Regions from separate parts of the Homo sapiens genome. Here region 1 is linked to region 2. A link is a loop called in an ENCODE intact Hi-C map of the cell type or tissue named here. Cell type or tissue: Panc1. All regions are shown on one strand.

Region 1 (8,000 bases), 460 kb after region 2:
TATTCTCACAGTATTTGAAACTTTTTCACCATCATTGTATCTGTTATGGTGATCTGCGATAAGAGATCTTTGTTTTTATTTTTGTTTTCTGGGATAGGGTCTCGCTCTGTTACACAGGCTGGAATGCAGCGGCATGATCATGGCTCACTGCAGCCTTGACCTCCTAGGCTCAAGTGATCCTCCCACCTCAGCCTGCCAAGTAGCTGGGACTACAGGTGCGCGCCTCCACGCCCAGCTAATTTGTGTGTGTGTGTGTGTGTGTGTGCGTATGGGATTTCACCATGTTGCCCAGGCTGGTCTCAAATTCTTGAGCTCAAGCTATCTGCCCCCCCGGCCTCCTTCTTAGTGCTCAGATTACAGACATGATCCACTGTGTGTGGGCGATAAGTGATCTTTGATATTACAATTGCTATTGTTTTGGGATGCCATGGACTGCACCCATATACGACAGGGTACTTAATAAATGTGTGTGTTCTGAAACACACAACAAAAACAAAAACAGAGATCACTTCCTCTACTAACCAACTGTTCCCTCATATCTCCCCCTCTTTTTGGGCATCCCTATTCTCTGTGGCAAAACAGTGTTGATATTAGCTCAATTAATAATCCTACAATTAGTGTTCAAGTGAAAGGAAGAGTCAGTCGCACGTCTCTAACCTTAGAACAAACACTAGACATCATTAAACTTAATGAGGAAGGCATGTTGACAACCAAGATAGCAAGGCTCTTGCACCAAACATTCAGCCAAGTTGTGAATGCAAAGGAAAGATTTGAATATAATTAAAACTGCTAGTTTTTCTTCATACCCCAGTGACGCCTGGAATGCCAGTGAGACAGAACTGTTCACTCCCCTGGAAAGGGGTCTGAAGCCAGGGAGTCAAGTGGTCTAGATCAGCGGATCCCATCACCATGGAGCCAAGCAAGCTAAGATCCACTGGCTTGAAATTCTCACTGCCAGCACAGCAGTCTGAAGTCGACCTGGGACACTCGAGCTTGGTGTGGGGAGGGGTGTCCACCATTACTGAGGCTTGAGTAGGCAGTTTTCCCCTCACAGTGTAAACAAAGTCACCGGGAAGTTCAAACTGGGCAGAGCCCACCACAGTTTGGCAAAGCCACTGTAGCCAGACTGCCTCTCTAGATTCCTCCTCTCTGGGCAGGGCATCTCAGGAAGAATGGCAGCAGCCCCAGTCAGGGGCTTATAGATAAAACTCCCATCTCCCTGGGACAGAGCACCTAGGGGAAGGGGCGGTTGTGGGCGCAGCTTCAACAAACTTAAACGTTCCTACCTGTCGGCTTTGAAGGGAGAGCACCAGATCTCCCAGCACAGCGCTCGAGCTCTGCTAAGGGACAGGCTGTCTCCTCAAGTGGGTCCCTAACTCCTGTGTATCCTGATGAGGAGACACCTCCCAGCAGGGGTCGACAGACATCTTGTACAGGAGAGCTGGCATCTGGCCGGTGCCCCTTTAGTACAAAGCTTCCAAAGGAAGAAACAGGCAGCAATCTTTGCTGTTCTGCAACATCTGCTGGTGATACCCAGGCAAACAGTCTGGAGTGGACCTCCAGCAAACTCCAGCAGACCTGCAGCAGAGGGGCCTGACTTTTAGAAGGAAAACTAACAAACAGAAAGTAATAGCATCAACATCAACAAAAAGGACGTCCACACAGAAACACCATCCGAAGTTCACCAACATCAAAGACCAAAGGTAGATAAATCCATGAAAATGAGGAAAAACCAGCGCAAAAAGTCTGAAAATTCCAAAAAGCAGAATGCCTCTTCTCCCCCAAAGGATCACAACTCCTCACCAGCAAGGGAACAAAACTGGACGGAGAATGAGTTTGATGAATTGACAGAATTAGGCTTCAGAAGATGGGTAATAACAAACTCCTCTGAGCTAAAGGAGCCTGTTCTAACCCAATTCAAGGAAGCTAAGAACCTTGAAAAAAGGTTAGAGGTATTGCTAACTAGAATAACCAGTTTAGAGAAGAAAATAAATGACCTGATGGAGCTGAAAAACACAGCACAAGAATTTCATAAAGCATTCACATATATAAACAGCCAAATTGATAAAGTGGAAGAAAGGATATCAGAGATTGAAGACCAACTTAATGAAATAAAGCTTGAAGACAAGATTAGAGAAAAAAAATGAGAAGGAATGAACAAAGCCTCCAAGAAATATGGGACTATGGGAAACGACCAAACCTACATTTGATTTTTGTACCTGAAAGTGATGGGGAGAATGGAACCAAGTTGGAAAACACTCTTCAGGATGTTATTCAGGAGAACTTCCCCAACCTAGCAAGACAGGCCAACATTCAAATTCAGGAAATACAGAGGACACCACAAAGATAATCCTTGAGAAGAGCAACCCCAAGACACATGATCGTCAGATTCACCAAGGTTGAAATGAAGAAAAAAATGTTAAGGGCAGCCAGAGACAAAGGTTGGGTTACCTACAAAGGGAAGCCCATCAGACTAATAGTGGATCTCGCTGCAGAAACCCTACAAGCCAGAAGAGAGTGGGGGTCAATATTCAACATTCTTTTTCTAAAATAATTTAAATGAGAAATTTCATTTTTATTGAATAAAAACCTGGTTATACAAACAGGAAAGTATATTTAAATATTTTAATACATTAATTTTTTGTAACTTCATATGCTTCATATAAAAGCATTGAGTTCAAAGCAGTATTATACTTGCTAATAATTACCAAAATTCTGATTTTGCTACACTTTTTTCATCAGGAATTCTGGGACACTTCCCAACTAAACAGATTAAGATTCTAGAAAAATAAAAATGACAACAGTCTTCCAAATAAGAGCAATTTGGGGGTGAGAAATACCAGTTCTCTAGGAATGCACACTAAACCATAGTGTACATTTAAGTCATAAAGTTTTTAAAAATTTAAACAATTTTTGGTCAGGCATGGTGGAACATGCCTGTAATTCTAGCACTTTGGGAGGCTGAGGTCAGGAGCTCAAGACCAGCCTGGCCAACATGGTGAAACCCTGTCTCTACTAAAAATACAAAAAGTAGCCAGATGTAGTGGTAGGTGCCTGTAATCCCAGCTACTTGGGAGACTGAGACAGGAGAATCACTTGAACCCAGGAGGCAGAAGTTGCAGTGAGCTGAGATAGCACCATTGCACTCCACCCTGGGTGACAGAGCAAGATTCTGTCTCAAAAACAAATAAAGAAATAAAATAAAATTCTTATAGTCCCCTTTCAAAAAGCACACTAACCGTATTTTAAATACATATCTTAAATATCTAAAACAAATTTTTTCTCCATAGCTCCCCTAATTCCCAAAAATCCTAGTGAAATGGATAGCAAGTGTGTAGTGAGAAGGTGCTGTGGACACTGGTTATATGTGAGATGTTCAGATTGCCACACTTCCTCTGAGTAAAGCAATTAGGGTGGAAACATGGACTGCAACCTATATAATTTGCACTTTTGAAGGTTGTTTTGTGGGCATAAAATTGTCAGATAATGTTTAAAGAGCTTTTCCTGGCCCCACAATATTAATCATGCTCATTATAGAACAGTTGGGAAATGCAGAAAAGACATGTTAACACAGAGACACCTACTGGCAACATTTTGGTGTTTATTTCCTGTCTTTTTCCTAAGCACACAAAAATGTAAATATATACATATAAAAATGCAGTTATATTGTTGACAGAATTTAATATTTTGCTTTCTTCACTGAATACAATGGTCTTGTGTTGCTCTCCCTTCCCTTTATATATTCTTCATCAGAATTTGTATTAATTGCCAAAAAAATTCCTTCATTGACTGTATATACCATAATGTAAAATAATTTAAATGGTATTTATGATTTTATAATTTTTAAAGTTATATTTTGTATATTCATATATGTTATTTTGTATAAAATTTTAAAAGCTATAAAATGAAAGTAATGAAAGTATATATCACATTTTTGACAACTGATGCTTCTCAGCATGCAGCTCAACTGGTTCAAGGCCTCTTTATGCTTCCCTAAATCCTCAAAGGCTGGGAAGAGACAGCAGGTTAGACACTACACAGGGATATTACACCCCAGCATTGAAGGTCACATTCCAGGAGGTCCAGTCGAAAGTGAGATACCATGTTAACTCACACATGGATAATTGAAGATCTGTTTGTAAAGTTCACATGCTAAACTCCCACAGGCTGTAAAACAGAGTTGATAGGTTTGTGATCCAACATATTCCTCTCATGGTGTATAAAATGGATGTTGTTACCTGGACCTAAAATGAAAGTTCCACCTTGCTGAGCTGGGTCTCCTTGAAAATCAAAGAGAGGGCCAGTCACTGCCCACCACAAGCTCCAAAGGCTTCCTGAGAGTATATTTGACTTCACATGGGGGCTCTGTCCTGAGGAGGCCATTTCTTCACCTCTTTTCATTCCCAATCTTTTATAAATTTCCCTCTCAGGGTGAAATAGATTTCATGAGAATATCCAGGCAGTTTGCAAAAAGACTCAATAGGATGGTAGGATGACTGTTCAATCACTATAAGAGTGACATTTGCTTCTTGTAGGAAACTCTTCGGGATTTTGGGCAGATCCTCTACATATTCCTTGCAAATGTAAAACAGGAAATGTTGCACAAACACTACCATAGTGTGGCGCTCCCAGAGGAGAGCTCCAAATGGCACCCACTGCCCATGAGAGTCCAGCACTGGCAGCTCGGCTATGGCAGCTACCAGGGGCTGCCCATGTTCAGGGCCACTCAGGGCCTGGACAGGGACAACACCACCGCTGAACTTCAACATTCTTAAAGAAAATAATTTTCCACTCAGAATTTCATACCCAGCCAAACTAGCTTCATAAGCAAAGGAGAAATAAAATCCTTTACAGACAAGCAAATGCTGAGAGATTTTGTCACCACCAGGCCTGCCTTGCAAGAGCTCCTAAAGGAAGCACTAAATATGGAAAGGAAAAATTGGTACCAGTCACTGCAAAAACACATCAAATTGTAAAGGCCGTAAACACTATGAAGAAACTGCATCAACTAATGTGCAAAATAACCAGCTAGCATCATAATGACAGGGTCAAATTAACACATAACAATATTAACCTTAAGTGTAAATGAGCTAAATGCCCCAATTAAAAGATACAGTCTGGCAAATTGGATAAAAAGTCAAGACCCATTGGTGTGCAGTATTCAGGAGACCCATCTCATGTGCAAAGACACACATAGGCTCAAAATAAAGGAATGGATGAATATTAACAAAGCAAATGGAAAGTAAAAAAAAAAAAACAGCCCTTGCAATCCTAGTCTCTGATAAAGCAGATATTAAACCAACAAAGATCAAAAAAGACAAAGAAGGGCATTACATAATGGTAAAGGGATCAATGCAGTAAAAAGAGCTAACCATCCTAAATATATATGCACCCAATACAAGAGTACCCAGATTCATGAAGCAAGTTCTTAAGATCTACAAAAAGACTTAGACTCCCACACAATAATAGTGGGAGACTTTAACACTGCACTGTCAATATGAGACAGAAACTCAACAATGATATTCAGGACTTAAACTCGGCTCTGGACCAAGCAGACCTAATAGATATCTACAGAACTCTCCACCCAAAGTCAACAGAATATACATTCTTCTCAGCACCATATCGCACTTATTCTATAATTGACAACATAATTGGAAGTAAAACGCTCCTCAGCAAATGCAAAAGAACGGAAATCATAAAAAACAGTCTCTCGGACCACAGTGCAATCAAATCAGAACTCAGGATTAAGAAACTCACTCAAAACCGCACAACTACATGGAAACTGAACAACCTGCTCCTGAATGACAACTGGGTAAATAACGAAATTAAGGCAGAAATAAAGATGTTCTTTGAAACCAACGAGAACAAGGAAAAAACGTACCAGAATCTCTGGGGCACATTTAAAGCAGTGTGTAGAGGGAAACTTATAGCACTAAATGCCCACAAGAGAAAGCAGGAAATATCTAAAATCGACACCCTAACATCACAATTAAAAGAACTAGAAAAGCATGAGCAAACAAATTCAAAAGCTAGCAGAAGGCAAGCTTTTCAACAGATTTTCAATGTAGACGAAACAGCCCTGTACTGAAAGAAGCTGCCACCTAGGACTTATATACCTAGACAGGAGAAGTCATTTCCTGGCTTTAAAACTTCAAAGGACAGGCTGACTTCTTTGTTAGGAGATAATGCAGCTGGTGACTTTAATTTGAAGCCAGTGCTCATTTTCCATTTTGAAAATTTTAGTGCCCTTAAGAGTTATGCTAAATCTACTCTGCTTATTCTCTATAAATGGAACAACCAAGTCCATATAACAGCATATCTGTTTACAGCACTACAACATGGTTTATTGAACATTTTAGGCCTACTGTTGAGACTGCCTCAGAAAAAAAAAAATCCTTTCAAGATATTACTTCTATTGAAAATGCATCTAGTCACGCAAGAGCTCTGATGGAGATGTATAAGAAGATTGATGCTGCTTTCTTTCCTGCTATATGGCATTCATCCTGCAGCCTAGAGATCAAGGAGTAATATTGATTTTCAAGTCCTATTATTTAAGAAATACATTTCATAAGGCTATGGTTGCTAGAGATAATGATTCATCTGATGAACCTGGGAAAAAGTAAATTAAAAACCTTCTGGAAGTGATTCACCATTCTCGCCATTAAGAACTTGTGCACTTCATGGGAGGAGGACAAAATATCAACATTAACAGGAGTTTGGAATAAGTTGATTCCAACCCCATGGATGACTTTGAGGGGATCAAGACTTCACTGGAAAAAATAACTGCAGATTTGGTGGAAATAGCAAGAAAACTAGAATTAGAAGCTGAGCCAGAAGATGTAACAGAATTGCTGCAGTCTCATGATAAAACTTTTTAATAAATGAGGAATTGCTTTTTATGTATGAGCAAAGAAAGCAGTTTCTTGGAATGAAATCTACTCCTGGTGGAGATGCTGTGAGCATTGTTGAAATTACAACAAACGATTTAGAATATTACATAAACTTATTTGATAAAGTGGCGGTGGGGTTTGAGAACATAGACTTTAATTTTGAAAGAAGTACTGCTGTGGATAAAATGTTATCAACCAGAATCACATGCTGTAGAGAAATGGTATAAAAGAAAGAGCCAATGAATTTTGCAAACTTTATTGTTTTCTAAATTTAAGAAATTGCCACAGCTACCTCATTCTTCAGGCGCCACCACCCTGATCATTCAGCAGCCATAAACATCAAGGCAAGACCCTCCATCAGTAAAAAGATTACAACTCACTGAAGGTTCAGATGATTGTTAGCATTTTCAGGCAAGCAATAAAATATTTTCAAAAAAGTGTGCATTTTTTAGACATAATGCTATTGCACACTTCATACACTACAATAGAGTGTAAACATAACTTTTAAATGAAATAGAAAACTAAAAAATCATGTGAGTCACTTTATTGTGATATTTACGTTGTTACAATATTTGCTTTCTTGTAGTGGTCTGGAACTGAATATGCAATATTTTCAAGGTATTCTTGTACTTTAACTGGATGAATTGTATGTTATATGAATTAAACTTCAATAAACCTGTTTTGTGAAAATTCAACAATAAGAAAACAATTTTAAAAACACAAAATATTTGAATAGACACTTCACCATAAAAGAGATAGCAATAGCAAATAAATGCAGGAAAAGAAGCTCAGTATCATTAGCTATTGGGGGAATGCAAATTAAAACCACAATGAGATACTACCACTTACCTATTACAATGGCTTAAAAATGGACCATATAAAACAATAGCAAGGATATAGAGCAATTAGAACTCCTACAAACGCTGCAGATGGAAATATAAATTGATACAACTACTTTGGAAAACAGTTTGGCAGCTTCTTAAGTTAATCATACAACTACCATATGGATCAGTCATTTCATTCTTAGATATTTAATCAAGGCAAATAAAAGAATATATCTACACAAAGGCTTGTATACAAATAATGATAGCAACTTAATTTGTAAAACTG
Region 2 (8,000 bases):
GGCTGTAAACTAGTTCAACCATTGTGGAAGTCAGTGTGGCGATTCCTCAGGGATCTTGAACTAGAAATACCATTTGACTCAGCCATCCCATTACTGGGTATATACCCAAAAGATTATAAATCATGCTGTTATAAAGACACATGCACACATATGTTTATTGTGGCACTATTCAGAATAGCAAAGACTTGGAACCAACCCAAATGTCCAACAATGATAGACTGGATTAAGAAAATGTGGCACATATATACTGTGGAATACTATGCAGCCATAAAAAGTGATGAGTTCATGTCCTTTGTAGGGACATGGATGAAGCTGGAAATCATCATTCTCAGCAAACTATCGCAAGGACAAAAAACCAAACACCGCATGTTCTCACTCATAGGTGGGAATTGAACAATGAGAACACATGGACACAGGAAGGGGAACATCACACACCGGGGCCTGTTGTGGGGTGGGGGGAGTGGGGAGGGATAGCATTAGGAGATATACCTAATGCTAAATGACGAGTTAATGGGTGCAGCACACCAACATGGCACATGTATACATATGTAACTAACCTGCACGTTGTGCACATGTACCCTAAAACTTAAAGTATAAAAAAATATTATTATTGGAGACAATCTGCTTTGGAGGTTGCCAAGGTGAGCTAGGCAGCAGAGTCACCTGAAGAGTTTTAAAAATTCAGATTCCTGGGCTTCACCTTGGAGCTATTGAGTCAGGATCTCCTGGAGGCAGAGCCTGAGCATCTATATATTTTTAAAAATCCAGATTAATTTTTAATAAACATTTTCAAGCATAAACACAAGTGGAAAAATAGTATGAAATTTTTTTATCTTCCCGTTACCCAGTTTCAACATTTATCTGCACATGGCCACTGCATTCCCCCTTCACTAATTCATCTTTTCATTAGTTTATTTTATAGCAAATCCCAAACATCATCTCATTTCATCCCCAAATATTTCAGTACATATTTGTAAAAGACAAGGATTCTTTTTTCCCCAACATTACCACAATATTATCACAGATTAAGAAGTTAACAGTAATTTCTTAATATCATCAAATATCCACTTAGTATTCAAATTTCTCTGATTTTCTTATATTTACAGTTGGTTTGTTTGAATTGGGATCCAATCCAAAATCCAGAGATAACATTTAGTTGATTTGTATGTTAACTCTCTTTTAACCTGTAAATTACTAGTGGTGGGCAGAGTAATTACCCTCTCTGCAAAGATTCCCACATTCTAATCTCTGAAAGCTTTGAATATGTCAGGTTACATGACAAAGAGAAATTAAGGTTGTAGACAGAATTAAGTTTCCTAATCAGCTGGTATTAAGGAGATTACCCTGGGTTATCTGAGTAGGCACAATGTCATCAAAAGACTTCTGAAAAGTGGAAAAAGGAAGCAGAAAAGAATGACATCCTGGAATGGTTACCCCAACACTGTCTCCTGCACCCTCTGGTTCAGAGTCCAGGATCATAGCTCTTATGAGAAAAGACACACACACACGGGCGTGCACACATACACACACACCCGTGTGCACACATACACACACACCCATATACACACATATAACTAATATAAATAGAGTTCATTATAGTTTACAAAAGCACTTTACCATCCACTAAGCCATTCAAGCCTCCCTGAAACCCTGGGAAGTGTGATAAATAAAGACTATTATCCTCATTTTACATACGAGCAACAGAGAGGCTCAAAGAGATAAATTCGCTTAACCCAAGTCACAAGGATGTCAGATCTGTCTGACCCCAGACATTTTGCGGTTTGATTTTCCACTCATGTATTTCCTATGCCCCTCATGTGCCCACATACAGGCCCAAGCCCACCCAAGTTCCTGAGCCAATCCCCAATCAGGGCAGTAACTCAGTCAGCAGCTTTTGCCCACCAAGAAATCAGACTTGAAATTAGTATGTATTGCCAATCAGAGTGCTGCCCAGGGCACTATGGAATAACAGCCACCATTTATTGAATGCCTGCCAAACATTTTTTCTAAGAACTTAGATGGATTTCTTACAACACTACCTTTTATAGCTTACAGAAGGAAATGAGGTTTAAAAGATTATTGACTTGCCCATTGTCACACAACCAATATGTGGAAGATCCAAGTTTCAAACTCAGATCAGCATAAATGCAAACTGTTCTTCACCTATACCTCCTATGCTGCCTTACCACATGTGATTCTAAGCACCACATGGCCTCAAAGTGACAACCCTCAGTCCTCTTCACTGAGGGAGCAGGAGAAAAGGTAACTAGCAGCTAACCGGGAAATGCTAGAGGTCCAAATGGGTTTGGGGACCATGAATGCTAAATGGGGCCAGGTAACATGGGGCTGGAAAGTGATTCCAGCAGCATTGACTGTCCAGGACAACAGCAGCAGTGATCTTTGACTTGGATTTCTCTGGGCAGCATAGAGGAAGGATGGGGACAAGGAGAACTGTTGGTATTGCCAAGTGAAATGTTGAAGCAATGGACCGGGGGTCCAAGCTGTGGAAAAATGTCAGGATGGAATGGATGGACCAGGAGAGGGTCCCAGGCCTGAGGCCTCTGTGAGGTCCAGGAGAAGGTGAGAAGGAGGGACTGTGGGAGAAAAGAGTAAGACTAGAAAATGTGACAGGGTTCTGTTGGGCAGAGAGGAGACATGAAATCATAAAATTTCAGTGGTAGAGCCCTTTTGGGTGTGGACAGATCTGGGTATTAGGGGTTGAAATGGAACAGAGATGAAGGTTTAACAGGCTTTTATTTGGAACGGAAGGAACCAATGCCTTCTCTTAAGAGATGGGTTTTGGCCAGTGAAGACCGTCCTGTCCCTGGGAGTGATTCAGTATCAGGCTTCTTAGATGGCATATGGTGCTGAATCTCTCCCAAAACAGGGTTGACCTGTCCTATAGTGCTGAACTCCTTTATGCCAAACTCTCTACCACAGTTAATTGGCATTTGAGTCCCTTACATGGCATGGAATGCAGCAACAATGGCCAGAGGCTTTGTTTGATCATGTTGTGGACAGGGCCATTTCTGGATGCCCCCAGAAAAGTGAGGAGCCAGTAGGTAGACATCTGTCTTTTTAGATGAATCAGGACATAAGTAGCGTCAAAAACTCGGAATAACATGGAATTCAGGAGGAGACCTCAGTTCTAGCCCTGCCTCGGTAATAGACTGATTTGTTACTTTGTGCTAGTTTCTTCTCCTGTCTGGAGATATATATATCATATATATATGATATATATATCATATATATGATATATATATCATATATATCATATATATCATATATATATCATATATATCATATATATCTCATATATATGATATATATATCATATATAGCATATATATCATATATATATCATATATATATCATATATATATCATATATATCATATATATCATATATATCATATATATCATATATAGCATATATATATCATATATATCATATATAGCATATATATATCATATATATGATATATATATCATATATAGTATATATATCATATATATGATATATATATCATATATAGCATATATATAGCATATATATAATATTTAATATATATAATAAGATATATATATGATATATATATATTCGAAATGGAGTCTCACTCTGTCACCCAGGCTGGAGTGCAGTGGTGCCATCTCGGCTCACTGCAACCTCCACCTCCCGGGTTGAAGTGATTCTTCTGCCTCAGCCTCCAGGGTAACTGGGACTACAGGCGTGCACCACCACGCCCAGCTAATTTTTGTATTTTTTTTTTAGTAGAGACAGGGTTTCACCATGTTGGCCAGGCTAGTTTTGAACTCCTAACCTCAGGTGATCCAGTCGCCTTGACCTCCCAAAGTGCTAGGATTACAGACGTGAGCCACCGTGCCTGGCCAAGCCATATTTTTAAAGTGAGTTGACACCCTACCAGAGTAGCATAGGCAGAAGGAAGGAAGACTTTTTTTTTTTTTGAGACAGATTCTTGCTGTGTTGCCTAGGCTAGAGTGCAGTGGCGTGATCTCGGCTCACTGCAAGCTCTGCCTCCCGGGTTCACGCCATTCTCCTGCCTCAGCCTCCCCAGTAGCTGGGACTACAGGCGCCCGCCACCACGCCCGGCTAATTTTTTGGGTTTTTTTTGTTTTGTTTTGTTTTTTGAGACGGAGTCTTGCTCTGTCGCCCATGCTGGAGTGCAGTGGCGCGATCTCGGCTCACTGCAAGCTCCACCTCCCGGGTTCACGCCATTCTCCTGCCTCAGCCTCCCGAGTAGCTGGGACTACAGGCGCCTGCCACCACGCCGGGCTAATTTTTTGTATTTTTAGTAGAGACGGGGTTTCACCGTGTTAGCCAGGATGGTCTCGATCTCCTGACCTCGTGATCCTCCCGCCTCGCCCTCTCACAGTGCTGGGATTACAGGCGTGAGCCACCGCGCTCTGCCGACATTTCTATCTTGGAAACGCATAGCAGCCATTTGTTTTTTTCGGGGAACTCCTGGGCTGGTTCTTCATTTTGCCCAGGTGTTACTAAATATCAACTGCTATTTCTTCCACCTTCTGAATGGAACCGAGATGCCTCCTGGTGGGCAGTGTAGTTACACGTACATGGTCAGGGTGCTGAAGAATGCCTGGAGTCAGAGTTGGGAGTAGGACCCAGAAACCAAGGATGGTGTTTCAGTGGCCTTAGAGATGGTGCGCTATGGAATTGAAGGCAGGACAAAGACCAGGACTACTGTGAGTTGGGGAAGAGAAAAAAGCAGGCATAACTGCTACTGCCCTGTGGGAGAGGTTCTGTAACAGGTGCACTCTATCACCAGCAGGAGGCAGCATCTGCCCAGATGGCAGAATGAGTGTGTCAGGGCCAGACCTCCAACTGTCCACAGCCCCTGAGCATGGATTAGAAATAATAGTTGACAGCTGTTCTTAACAGAAAAATAATAGACTCACAGCACAGCTGGGCACACAGGTGCAGTAAGGTGACCAAGCATCCCAGTTTGCCCAGGACTGAGGGGTTTCCCAAGATGTAGGACTTTACATTTTAAAACCAGGACAGTCCTGGGAAAACTGGGACAATTGGTCACCCTAAGTGGGAGTGCAGAGAGGCACTTTCTATGCCTCTCTCCATTACTCACATGCTCTCCCTGGTGCTCTTCAAATTCCTTGGAAGTAAGTGAGCGCTATGCTGATTATATGAAGTCAAATTATAAAGTGTATTGAACGCTGGAAAGTAAACCAAGGTTTTGGGGCAACGAAGTAACATTGCCAGATAGATATTATCTTTCCCCGATATTTCATCTTGAAGGTACTATGAAATATTATTAAATTACAATGAAATACAGAAAATTTTATAGTTAGCAGCCATATATTCCCACCTAGATCCTACAATTAGCATTTTGCTGGACTTATTTTTACCACATATCTATCCTTCTATTCATCCATCAATCCACCTAAATTTTGATGCATTTCAAAATAGTTGCACACATCATCAGTTCACTCCATCTTTAAATATGCTTATTAGTAAAATTGATATGTATATTAATGTATAGCATTAATATTGCTTACAGATTTTTTCTTTTGAGGTAAAATTTACATACAATTAAATATACAGAACTTAAGTGTATCTCTAAAAGAGCGATACACTTATGTAATCCTAACTCTATGAATATATAGAACTACCACTGTGCCGGAAAGAGTTAACTTAGTCGTCTCGACTGTTATCCTTCAAAAGAACTGTTCACAAGGTAGGCACTTGGCTGGCATCTGGGAAGTTGAATTTTAGGACAGTTCCCACCATTCTATGGTAAGGATGGCTCATTGTTTCTAACTCCATGCAAATAATATGGTTTATGCTTCACATCGGCTTTCCTTTGGGGAGTGTGGAATTTTGACACATGCTAGGCAGAGCCCTCAATTAAAAAAAAATCAGCACACTGAGTCTCCAGTGACCTTCCTGGTAGACAATATTTTACAGTGTTGTCACAGCTAATTGCTGGTGGAATTAAGTGCATCCTGTGTGATTCCACTAAGAAATGACTCTTGGAAGCCTATACCTGGTTTCCTCTGACTTTACCCCATCTCCCTTTTATTTGGCTGCTCTTGCTTTGTATCCTTTAACTGTAATAAATCATGAACATGGACTGGAATAAATCATGATGCTGAAACCTGTGAGTCCTCCTATAAAATCTTCTAACATGGAAGTGGTCTTGAGAACTTCCATCAAAACCACCATCCCAGAAACTTTCCTCATTCCCCTTCTGTAATAATCCTAACCCTCCATCCTTCAGAAACATTGTTCAATTTCTTTCCCTATAAATTCATTTTGCCTCTTCTAGAACTTCTTATAAATGGACTCATACAGGATTTACCCTTGTGTCTGACTTCTTTCAGTCAGCATAATGTTTTTTTTAAGATCCATGTGTTGTCCAATATATCAAGAATTTGCTTCTTTTCTTGCTAAATAGTACTCTATTATATAAATGTGTCATAGTTTGTTTATCTATTTTTTTAATTTCAATAGTTTTTGGGGAACACGATTTTGACTTTTGGTTACATGGATAAGTTCTTTAATGGTGATTTCTGAGATTTTGGTACACCCATCACCTGAGCAGTGTACACTGTACTCAGTGTGTAGTCTTTTATCCCTCACCCCAGTCCTGCCCTTCCACTCGAGTCCCCAAAGTCCATTATATCATTCTTATGCCTTTGCATCCTCATAAGTTAACTCCCACTTATAAGTGAAAACGTAAGATATTTGGTTTTCCATTCCTGAGTTACGTTACTTGGAATAATGGTCTCCAACTGCATCCAGGTTGCTGTGAATGCCATTATTTCATTCCTTCTTATGGCTGAGCAGCAGGCAAAAGAGAGAGTGTGCAGGGGAACACCCCTTTATGAAACCATTAGGTCTTGTTAGACTTACTATCACAAGAACAGCACGGAAAAGACCTACCCCCATGATTCAATTACCTACCACCGGGTCCCCCCAAAACATGTGGGAATTATGGGAGATACAATTCAAAATGAGATTTGGGTGGGGACACAGCCAAACTGTATCATTCTGTCCCCGACTTCAAATCTCACGCTCTCACATTTCAAAACCAATCATGCCTTCCCAACAGTCCCCCAAAGTCTTAACTCATTTCAGCATTAACTCAAACATGCATAGTCTAAAGTCTTATCTGAGACAAGGCAGGTGCCTTCTGCCTATGAGCCTGTAAAATCAAAAGCAAGTTAGTTACTTCCCAGATACAATGGAGACATTGAGTAAATACGCTCATTTCAAATGGGAGAAATTGGCCAAAATGAAGGGGCTACAGACCTCATGCAACTCTGAAATTCAGTGGGGTAGTCAAATCTTAAAGCTCCAAAATGACCTTTGAATCCAGGGCATCCAGGGCATGCTGATGCAAGAGGTGGGCTCCCATGGTCTTGTGCGTCTACACCCCTGTGGCATTGCAGAGTACAACCCCCCATCCTGGCTGCTTTTACGAGCTGGCGTTGCGTGTCTGTGACTTTTCCAGGCACACGGTGCAGGCTGTCGGTGAATCTACCACTCTGGGGTCTGAAGGACAGTGGCCCTCTTCTCACAGCTCCACTTGGTACTGCCCCAGAGGGGACCCTGTGTGGGGGCTCCCACCTCACATTTCCTTTCTGCACTGCCCTAGCAGAGGTTCTCCATGAGGGCCATGCCACTGCATCACACCTCTGCCTAGACATCCAGGCATTTCCACACATCCTCTGACATCTAGGCATAGGTTCCCAAACCTCAATTTTTGACTTTTGTGCACCTGCAGGTCCAACACCACATGTAAGCTGCCAAGGCTTGAGGCTTGCACCCTCTGAGCAATAGCCTGAGCTCTACATTTGTCCCTATTAGCCACAACTAGGACACAGAGCACCGCATCCTGAGACTACATGAAGGAGCAAGGCCCTGGTCCTGGCTCAGTAAACCATTTTTTCCTCTTAGGTCTCCAGGCCTTTGATGGGAGGGGTTGCTTTGAAGGTCTCTGACGT

Evidence for each region. Peaks named below come from ENCODE experiments on the same cell type or tissue, not always from the same donor. Only the 100,000 strongest peaks of a DNase experiment are listed, where the experiment ranks them.
Region 1: a loop joins it to region 2, with 12 times the contacts of the local background. A loop is called at or near these places in 3 of 110 quality-filtered maps.

What each region holds. Positions count from the first base shown.
Region 1 is chrX:65,352,776-65,360,775 of GRCh38, forward strand. All of the region lies in intron 2 of ZC3H12B (zinc finger CCCH-type containing 12B), which reads left to right. It also overlaps the pseudogene PRXL2CP1. Among named protein-coding and RNA genes, the nearest start is that of LAS1L, 180 kb to the right of the region's middle. In Panc1, no CTCF peak of the experiment used is centred here; no DNase peak of the experiment used is centred here.
Region 2 is chrX:64,890,077-64,898,076 of GRCh38, forward strand. No RefSeq gene overlaps it. Among named protein-coding and RNA genes, the nearest start is that of ZC4H2, 82 kb to the right of the region's middle. In Panc1, CTCF peaks have their summits at 4,787 (motif pointing right) and 5,016; a DNase peak (open chromatin) is centred at 4,735.